Regions from separate parts of the Homo sapiens genome. Here region 2 is linked to region 1. Evidence: chromatin loops called from intact Hi-C (ENCODE). Cell type or tissue: gastrocnemius medialis. All regions are shown on one strand. Links, peaks and the distances in the headings refer to the core of each region. The heading gives the core; the rest is flanking DNA.

Region 1 (5,375 bases), core at 220-5,219:
TGTAATCCCAACACTTTGGGAGGCGGAGGTGGGCAGATCACTTGAGGTCAGGAGTTCAAGACCGGCCTGGCCAACCTGGTGAAACCCTGTCTCTACTAAAAATACAAAAATTAGCTGGGCATGGTGGTGTATGCCTGTAGTCCCAGCTACTAGGGAGGCTGAGGTGGGAGGAGCACTTGAACCCAGGAGGCAGAGGTTGCAGTGAGCCGAGATCGTGCCACTGCACACCAGCCTGGGCGACAGAGTGAGACTCAGGGTCAAAAAAAAAAAAGATTCCTTTTTTAATGCATCTTTAAATATTTAATTTACAAATCTCCAGGGTGCACACTTTTTAAAGGATAATCTATTGTGCAGAGTGAATTAACTCCTCCAGGACATAAACACTGCTTATATACAAAAAGTACCTAATAAAACACTTGTTGAATGAGCACTGGAAAATACACAGTTAAATGCCTTAATTAATACATTAAATACACAGTTAAGTACTTTATTCATAAGGTAAATACTTAATACACACCATAAACTATATGAAACTATACTTGGATTTGAAACACAGCAAACTTGGCTATATTTAGTTCTCATTTTCCATTTTTTCTCATAAACTGACATATGTATATTTAAAATCTACCAACTTGAGATACCAGCAATAATCTTAGCTACAAACTTTATAAGCAGGTGCAAATCCAAATAAATTCTGGAAGTTACTTGGCAGTTCTGCTGCAGTCAGTTTTGACTAACAGATACATGGAGGCATAGAAACAGTAGATATACTCAAAACTGACAGGTTGTTGGGGACATCTGTGAGTTTACTATGAAAATCACAAAGCTTGAGAAGTTCAGTTTTATTTATAAACTGCGTAAAAAGTCAAGTGTCCCCACTGAAAGACTAATCAAGAAATCACACTGCTATAAAGCCCAGCCACATTCTTGATGCAATGTACACCTGCCCTAATGTTCCAGATCATGTCCAATTTTTTTTAAAAGTACATCTTATGTTTTTCTTTCTTCTTTAAACAGATAATCTCTTTAAAACAAAACTCTCCCGTTTTGGCTTTATTCCTACATCATGAAATTGCCCACTCTACACATTCAATATTCACACAATACTAATGCATCGTGCAAGAAAAACACATTCATGCTTGGCCGGGGGCGGTGGCTCACACCTGTAATCCCAGCACTTTGGGAGGCCGAGGCAGGTGGATCACCTGAGGTCGGGACTTCAAGACCAGCCTGACCAACATGGAGAAACCCTGTCTCTATTTAAAAATACAAAATTAGCGGGGGTGGTGGCGCAAGCCTGTAATCCCAGCTACTCGGGAGGCTGAGGCAGGAGAATCACTTGAACCCAGGAGCCAGAGGTTGCAGTGAGCCAAGATTGTGCCATTGCACTCCAGCCTGGACAACAAGAGCGAAGCTCTGTCTCAAAACAAAAAAAAAGAAAAACACATTCGTGCTCAGGTATCCATGTGAATCAACCGACACCCACCCCTTCTCCTTCCCCACCAGGTGTTCAGCTGCAGTTGCAAAGGTCAAAATGAAAAAGGAAAAGGAAAGTCAGCTGCGTAACTGGATGTGCAGGTGTTTGTGTGAGGCCTGTGCTCATGTGCAGCTGTGTGTTTCTGAAGGGGCATTCTGAAGTCAAATATAACAACTTCAAGATTATTCACATTGTGTACATTATCTATGCCTTTTGTCTTTGTCTTTAGGATATTACCTAGTTTGTAATGTAAAGTGTGTTAATGACTTGCCTCTTCACCGTAAACCACATCAGTTCCATAGAACATCATTCTTACAATCTATAACTCCAAGAAATAAACTTCCAAAGACTAATTTCGTATTCTAAAATCTTTCACAGGATAACACGTTATCTATAAAAATCATTCAATTTCGGGATATAATTTGTAATGCATGCACCACCTACAGGAAATGAAATATAAAATAACCACATTTTAAAAATGTATGCTAAGAGGTATACATGAATTTGCTCCAAAAACATTTAATAGTTTTTCCGCTGTTGTCCTGTAATCGAAATAATAATTTTGAGGGCGGGTGTGGTGGCTCACATCTGTAACCCCAGCACTTTGGGAGGCCAAGGTGGGGGCATTACTTCAGCCCAGGAGTTCGAGACCTGCCGGGCCAATATGACAAAACCCCATCTCTACTGAAAATACAAAAATTAGCTGGGAGTGGTGGCGCACAGCTGTAATCCCAGCTACTGGGGAGGCTGAGACACAAGAATCGCTTGAACCTGGTAGGTGGGGGTTGCAGTGAACTGAGATCGCACCACTGCACTCCAGCCTAGGTGACAAGAGTAAGACTCTGTCTCAAAAATAATAATTTTGAAATAACAAGATTCAGAATCCAAATTAAGCTACCAGCCTACATTTCCTCTATATAAACTTTTCCAACGTACTGACACTCGGAGAAGGCTAACAATCGTCCTAAAAGTCTGTGATGGTTTTTGAAATGACTTTTTAATGACTCAAAACGTTTTTGAAAGTCATCTCATTTTACCACCAGCTATGTTTCAGGAAGTGATTCTAATGGAATGTTATTTACCTAGTAAGAAAATCTACCTAAAAACTTTTGCCCATCTAAAAACTAGTGTTATCTAGTTTCTGTGTCTCCAATTTTGTATCACTTAAATCACAGGCAAAGCCATACCTGCTCACAAACAGGTATTCATAAAAATGTAATTAAATAAGACTATAAAAGCATTGCATGATAACTCAAGACATAACCACCACCTAATTAAATTATTAATTGGTAAAGCCTCACAGTATGGCTAACGAGTTGTGAGCTTATTACTCAACCAGCCATACACAGGAAACAAGCCCTGGGAAGGCGCCGGCCAAGGGACTGAGTGCATGGGGTGACAGCAAGATGCCCTAACGACCAGCGAGCCTTTCAAGGTGGCGAGGGTCGCATCCTTTAAAACACATTCAGACACCTGGCACTGCAGGAGTGGATAAAAAGAATGCTATTGATGCTATTACTGTGTTCTCGAACTGGTGGGAACTCGGGAAATCTACACTTATGCCTTCCTGTTAGCAACAGTGCAACTGGCCTGGATTTGCACCACCCAGTTATCTCGAAGGCGCTGATGTTCTGAAAATAAAACTTTGTGGGAATGGAAAGTTAAAAACTTCTATTTAAAACTCAGACCTCAGAACATGCCCTTTGAAACCAGAGGGTTAAAAACGAAAGACAGACGCCCCTTGTGGGCACCAGCCTCTGGGCATCCTCGGCGCCCTGTCCAGGCGGCCCAGCGCAAGCCGACTTCTGCGAGGGAGACACACGAGGGCGACACCCGCGAGGGAGACACGCGGGGTCGACTTCCGCGAGGTCCCGCGCCGGGGAGGCACCGAGCGGCAGCTCCGCGGCGCGGGGAGCGACAGGGGCCGGAGGAGCCGCCTGCTGGGTTCGGGCTCCCGCAGGGGTCCCCGAGTACAGCCTCAGTCTCCCCAACTGTGAAATGGGCGCCGCTACCTCGCCCGTCCTCCCCACAGGGATCTGGGAGACTAATGAATGAGAAACGCGCGGCTAACGACCTGGTCGCGCCCGCCGCTCGCCCCCCGCCGCGCCTGGCCTCCAGCGGCCCGGCCCAGCCCCGGCCCGAAGGTTACAAATGTTCCAGCCCCGCGCCTGCCGCTCCGCTCCGGTAACGGGCGCCCGCCCGACGCCGCCTACCTTGGCCACCCAGCTGAACAATGGTGACATCGCGGGCCGGGCGGCGGCTCTTCGCCCGCCGGCTCCCGCTCACTCCCGCCGCCGGCCCGTGGGCCCGCGGGCGGCCGGGGGCGGGCTTGGGGAGCGGCGGGGCCGGGGCATCGCTCTCCCCGGCGGCGGCGGCGGCGGCGGCGGGCTCCACCCAGTTCGTCACTGCCCCGAGAGGTCGCGCCCGCGGGGCGGCCAGGCAGAGAAAGGGAAGTGGGAGGGGAGAGCGCGGGGAGGGGGTGGGCGGGGGGAGGAGGGGAGAGGAGGGGAGGGCGCGCAGCCGACCCCGCCCACCCCCGCGCTCCGCTGCTGGCGGGAAGTTGGGACATGCTGGGGTCGCCCCCTTCCGAGATGCCCAGGGCTGCGCAGGAAACCCTGGAGGCTGGGGACGCGCCTTTCCAGGCCTCTGGGGTCCGTTTCGCACAACTTTCAGAAATCTAAGAATTCCTCCCTCTCCGAGGTTCCACAAAAGCCCCAGAGTTGGAGCTAACACAAAGCCCGCCCAACTTTCCAGGGGTGACCCCCACCCCCAGGGCTTTTCTTCCTAAGCGCTTTAGATTGCTAGTAACAAAAGACCAGTGTTCCCCAGCCCCTAATACCTTTATATAATCAAAGGTGGTTTTCTTGGAGTCAGGAAACTCGGCCATTGAGACCAAAAGTGGGGCAGAGGAAAAAGAACCATTTAGCTCCTGCCTGCCAGGAGGCTTTAGCAACTTGAGAAATGTTGATTTCACCATAGTTTTCTTCTCTCCCAAGGCAAGATGATGAGACAAGGTGGTCAGTTTATGGCTACAAAGGTAAAGCTGAGTTTCAATCCCAGCCACTCCTGAGTTCCACGTTGAAAAAAAAAAAAGTCCAAAGGTTTAATCGCTGATGTGTTATGCATGTGTCAGGTGGAACCACTCACTGAGTTCCTCAGGCCAAATGGCCAACCCAGCCCAAGAATTCTGCTTCTCTTTTCCTTCTACTAATTGTGCATTATCTTCTTGAAGGACCATTGGGACATTTTAATGTTGTTCCCTAAATATCTGGCATCTGAGTTTAGTGAGGGTATTAGCTACCTATTGCTGTATAAAAAGTTACCCCAAAACTGAGAAGCTTAAAACCACAAACAACTTCTGTGGGTCAGAAATCCAGGAGCATCTTAGCTGGATGGCTCTGGCTGAAAGTCGCCCTAAAATTTCAGCCAAGCTGTTAACTGAGGCTGGAGTCATCTCAAGACTGGCCTGGGACTGAAGGATCCACTTCCATGCTCATTCACATAGGTGTTGCCCGTATTTAGTTCCTCGCAAGCTGCTGGACTCAGGGCCTCTGTTTCTTGCTGTTTCTTTCCATAGCACTGATCAGAAAATGGCAGTTTGTATCCCCCAGCACAAGTGATCCAAGAGAATGCACAAATCCAAAAACAGTGTTTTATGAATTAAGATGTGACATCCCAACACTTTTGCTCTATTACTGTTTGTGAAAAACCAAAGACATAAGTCTAGTCCACACTTAAGGGGAGGAGATAATATAAGGACATGAATATCAAAAGGAGAGGATCATGGGGGATTGTGGGCGGCAAGCCACCCAGCTGCCAAGGCAAGAGACCCAGGGCACGAGCTGTTCCAGTATAATAAAATATATAAAATAAGAATAGTTATACTAGATATAGATCT
Region 2 (5,375 bases), core at 52-5,051, 380 kb after region 1:
CCAGCCCCCTGGGTGAATTTGCCAGGGGGCCTGCCCATGGTCTTGAATGCTCCTGCACTTCTTTTTCAAATCTGTCTTCACATCCAGGCTTCCTCCACCCCAAAAGGCGGGGAACCCTTCCTTCTGTCTCACTGAGGACAGTAGAGTTGGGGGCTTGGAAATGGCGTCGCGCGATTTAGTGCATAGTATCACTGAGGGCGTGTTGTGTGGTCAAAGAGGACTATGTTTTGTATCTGAGGTTTGACTTGCCAGTTCTTAGATCCTCCGACCCTTTAGTCTGGGTGGGGCATGTTGGTTCTACCCAAGGATTCCCTCCTCTCCTCATCTTCCCAGAACCATGCTGCAGGACTGTTCTCAGATCTCCCCAGGGTACCCTCACTGTAGCTCTAAACACCTAAAGGACAGCTGGGACTTCTTTGTCTTGGGCATTTTGTGGCGTGGCCAGGGGGTGGTGTGGCTGCCCACGCGGTTCAGCTGGTGTCCAGCTCTGCAGGTCCTCCCACAGAGCTGGCCCTTCGCTCCCTCTGCTGGCCGAATCGGAGAACTGCACGGCCGTTGGGGGGTTGGTGCTGTATCTTCCTTCAAGCCCTGGTGTTGCAGAAAGTACTCGTGATTTTTTGCTGAATGAATAAATAAACAAAAGCCCACCTTTAAAAACGAAAGACTACCATTAGCTATTTTGTGAGAGTAAAGGTTCAAGTCTAGTTTTTTTCTAACTGATTTTCTGGCACTGCCAGTTTGTCTTTATTGTTTTTCTCATCGGACGCTCCATTTTCTCACCTGGGAGCTTGTGTCACTGCAGGTGTTACCTGGATACTGGTGAGAATGATTCGGTTCCGCTTTGGAGGGAACCCCGCGCGCTGAATGCTGTCATGGAAGTGGTGTGGTCTCAGAGAAGTAGGCACGACCTTTGCTGTTGCGTTTGAGCCCCACACTCACCACTGTGTGACATTGAGAAAGGTATCTTATCTTTCTGAGCCTCAATGCCATCTGTAAAATGACCTGTCTCACAGGAGTTTTAAGGATCAGAAAAATGCCTGCAAATCCTCTGTCTTCTCATCCACCCCTACCGAGGGCGCGACTGCTGTAAGCGGCATGTTTGGTAACTTGGTGAAGGGTCTACATGCGTCCATCCCCCACGGCTGATCAGAGTGGCTGTGACTGGTCCAGCACACACAACTTTGTCTGAGTCGAGTTGAGCCGGCCAGTTGCTTGCTGTGGAACTGAGCCACAGAGTTCCATAGCCTCATGGGGAAGCCCATGAGGGTTCCCATGGCTAAAGGTACAGCATTAGCCGCCAGAGCAATAAACCATTTTCTCCAGCAAATGGGCTGGAAAAAATGGTTTATTGCTCTGGTGGCTAAAGCTGTGGGCTAGGGGCTGGTGAAGACCATATTTCCTGCTGTGTAGTCTTCTTTCCTGGTGTGATGAAAGGGAGGGAATGTGCGGAGGGAAGACAGGCAGTGCTGGTTGCTTTTTTTTTTTTTTTTTTGGTTTGAGACAGAGTCTCACTCTGTCACCTAGGCTTGAATGCAGTGGCACAATCATGGCTCACCAGAGCCTCGACCTCCCAGGCTCAAGCAATCCTCCCACCTGAGCCTCCCAAGTAGCTGGGACTGCAGGCACAGGCCATCATGCTCAGCTACTTTATTTTGTATTTTTCAAAGAGACAGGTTTTTTTCACGTTGCCCAGGCTGGTCTCGAACTCCTGAGCTCAAACGATCTGCCCACCTCAGCCTCCCAAAGTGCTGGAACTACAGGCATGAGCCACTGTGCCCAGCCTGGTTGCTTTCAAGCCCCAGATTCAGTTGTCCCCAAGGCCTAGTTGCCCTTCTGAACTTCACGAACATTTCAAGGAAATTCTTTTGTTATCTAGTTTGGGTTTCTGTCATTTGCAACCAACCAACCAAACCAACAAAAAGAACTCATGACTAATGCAGTTATTTGCAGAAACGTAGCTATAGGAGGAGTTATAGAGCCACATGGAAAGTGAAGCTCTGGCATCCAGCCCTGCAGCTGAGACTTCCTAGAGCTGCCTTCACTCCATCGCCAGAAGGCCTGGCCATGGTGCGGTTTCTGTTGTGAAATGCTTTTGCAAACCCTTTTCCTTTTATTGCTTCAGGAGAATTTCCTTTCACCATCTTTCCTGGATTGGCACAGGGCTCATTCTTACAGCTCCCGATAAGAGCACAGATTTGGCATTCAGATGCCTTTGCTGTCTGTGACCTTAAACTCTTTGGACCCCGTCTTCTAACTACAGAATGAAGATAATATGTGCCTTTTAGGGTGGTTGTGAGGATCATATGAGCTCAGATGTGTAATGCACTTAGTACAGGCCAGGCACAGTCAGTGCTCACTCAGTGGTCTCTCAGATGAAACAGAACAATCTATTGGCCACAGAGATGCCAAGTTCCAACCCTCTGTAGTGGAATAAATGATGGGGATTTTGCCTTTTGAGAGTTAGTTTTTGATGTTTCTGCCACAGCCATATTGTTTATAACATTCGAAGGTGGGCTGGGGGCGGAACCAGGTACAAGATGTAACTGCAAAGCCTATGGGGCCTGAGGTTCTCCTGATGGCAGGTCAACTGCCTTATTGGAAAGAATGACTTTCTTGCCTTGACTGATGTTGAATGAACCCAGATCTACCAGCTAAGGAGCATGGTCTCTTCCTCTGTTTGTTCAGGCTGAAATTTTATCTTAACCCTTTTATGACAAGATGTGCATGTAGCATAGGCATCTCAGTGAGTTTAAAAGTAACTCAATTTATTTTCATTCCTAAGTTAATCTAGCTGAGAAATCATAGACAAAATACTCTTGAAATCATAACATTATACCCAAATTGAAAAAATATATGGGTTTACTTATTACAGATGAATATTAGTGTTGACCAAATCAAACAAAAACTACACACACACACACACACACACACACGCACAAATCCATACTAAATAAAACCCAAGCCAGACACAACCTCTCCAAAATAACCAATCAACCCTCCCAAATCTTCCATGGTTTCTGTTTTGTATTAAAAATGCATTTTATTTTATAAAATCTTATTTGGGGCATGAGGAAAGATAAAAGAAAGGTCAATTTTAATGCTATAAATATTCACTTCAAATGCAATGTGACTTAAAGTTCAAAGGATAAATTCCCGTGTGTTCTACAATTGTTAAATGATGAAGATAATGAGAATAAAAATACACTAAAATTGAAGTGCCCCCAAGATGCATTTTTGCCTTTAGACGATTATTAATGATGTAGGTAGAACAGAACTTACCCAGTTTAGAAATTAGTATTATTAGAAGTGATTCATACAGCTTTGGTGGGTAGCAACAAAGATCTAGTTATTTAAAAAAGCATTGAGTGTTACTCATAGAAGTGGGCCAGTGACCTTCGCTGGATAATAAAAGTACATCTAACTTTTTTTTTTTTTTTTTTTTTTGAGATGGAGTCTCGCTCTGTCACCCAGGCTGGAGTGCAGTGGCGCAATCTTGGCTCACTGCAACCTCCGCCCCCTGGATTAAAGCAATTCTCCTGCCTCAGCCTCCAGAGTAGCTGGGATTACAGGTGTGCACCACCACGCCTGGCTAATTTTTATATTTTTAGTAGAGACAGGGTTTTGCCACGTTGGCCAGGCTGGTCTTGAATTCCTGACATCAAGTGATGCGCCTGCCTCGGCCTCCCGGAGTGCTGGGTTTACAGGCGTGAGCCACTGTACTCGGACAAAATTACATCTAACATTTATTGTTTACTTTGTGCTGGGTACGTGCTAAGCACTTTTTATCTCATTTAAATCTCATTATGGCCGAGAGAGGGGCCTAGCCATCACCTCCACTATACAGATGATGAAACTGAGGAAAGGAATCTTAAGCTATGTAGGGGTGGTTCATGGGTGGGGACATATGGCCCCTGGATCTGCCTCAACCTTTGTAGGGAAAGGAAATTCATGGTCTTACGATTGCCGCAAAAATACCATTGACAGTAGACAGTCTCAGAGATTTTACAGATAAAGCTGAAGCTGTCCTCACAGGGTTAACAAGAATTCTGGATTAAGCATTAATCAGGCTGTACTTTGGCCCACTTCCTTGTCACCAAAAGTCCTGTAGTAGCACTAGATCCTGGCCATGTGCATCCCCATTGTTCCTATAGATAGGATTTCTGACATTAGAATCATAAAGCTTTTGTTAGAATTGCTTAAGGTGTTTTCCCCCAAATTCCAGTGAAACAGCTGACAGCCAACCCACCCAGACAAATGGGATCAGCATGAGAATACAGTTTCTTCATCACCCTGTCCCATGACTTCACCCTGTACTCTTCGACCAATCAACTATCACCACACTTAGGCTTACTCCAAACCCTTTAAAATGCCTAGCCCCAAACTCCTCAGGGAGACAGATTTGAGGTTTCCTTCCATCTCCTCGTTCAGCGGCCCTCCCATTAAACCTCTTGCTCTGCGGCAACCCCGTGTCTCAGCTATTGACTTGCGGCACGTTGGGCAGCAGACCTATTATGGTTACAAGGCCTTGACTAACTTTTCTATTCTTTATTACAATCTTCCTTAGAACCAGAACAAAACCCCCTTTTAATCCCAATTGACAATACATACAATTTTACATATACAAAATTGGGTTGTCTCACATTTTGATTCAGCCCTTATCTTTGTCTAATGGCAACATGGATGTTGCCACAGAGAGGCATATTATGTCACCTTTAAAAGCACAGGTTTGGGCCAGGCGCGGTGGCTCACGCCTGTAATCCTAGCACTTTGGGAGGGTGAGGTGGGTGGATTGCCTGAGCTCAGGAGTTCGAGACCAGCCTGGGCAACACGGTGAAACCTTGTCTCTACTAAAATACAAAAAACTAGCTGGGCATGGTGGTGCACGCTTGTAATCCCAGCTACTCGGGAGGCTGAGACAGGAGAATCGCTTGAAGCTGGGAGGCAGAGGTTATAGTGAGCTGAGATCACACCACTGCACTCCAGCCTGGGTGACAGAGCGAGACTCCATCTCAAAAAAAAAAGCACCGGTTTGTTGTTCAGTCTGGGTTCAGTTGAGATTCTGCCACTGTCTGGTTGTGTGATTCTGGATGAGTTATTTAGCTGTTTGAGCCTCCATTTTCCCATGTGTGAAATGGGGACAATCATACCTATAGCTCATGGCGTCACGGTAGACTTCAGTGAGATGATTCACGTGCAGTACTTAGAACAAGGCTGACTGCATTTGGTGCTTAACACATAGCAGTACTGAAAATGTTAAGCTATAGTCATACCTATAAAAATACTAAAAACAACAACAAAATACCAAAACCCATAACTTGTTGGCTCCCAGAAATTAATTACTGAATACAATTTCTACGTTAATATTTGGCAAATTA

The links. A loop is a pair of places that touch in the nucleus more often than their neighbours do. Peaks named below come from ENCODE experiments on the same cell type or tissue, not always from the same donor. Only the 100,000 strongest peaks of a DNase experiment are listed, where the experiment ranks them.
Region 2: it touches region 1 in a loop (11-fold over the local background); 9 of 110 quality-filtered maps call a loop at or near these places.

The regions. Positions count from the first base shown.
Region 1 is chr4:37,975,845-37,981,219 of GRCh38, reverse strand. The region is part of intron 2 of TBC1D1 (TBC1 domain family member 1); the gene reads right to left. Among named protein-coding and RNA genes, the nearest start is that of PTTG2, 18 kb to the right of the region's middle. RefSeq lists silencers at 3,282-3,581, 3,602-3,651, 3,772-3,891, 3,962-4,031. In gastrocnemius medialis, for the core only: CTCF peaks have their summits at 3,256 and 4,118; DNase peaks (open chromatin) are centred at 2,875, 3,299 and 3,919; H3K4me3 peaks cover 1,668 bases; H3K27ac peaks cover 2,601 bases.
Region 2 is chr4:37,598,339-37,603,713 of GRCh38, reverse strand. It overlaps a transcript of RELL1 not described here. Among named protein-coding and RNA genes, the nearest start is that of RELL1, 85 kb to the left of the region's middle. In gastrocnemius medialis, for the core only: a CTCF peak has its summit at 535 (motif pointing left); a DNase peak (open chromatin) is centred at 513.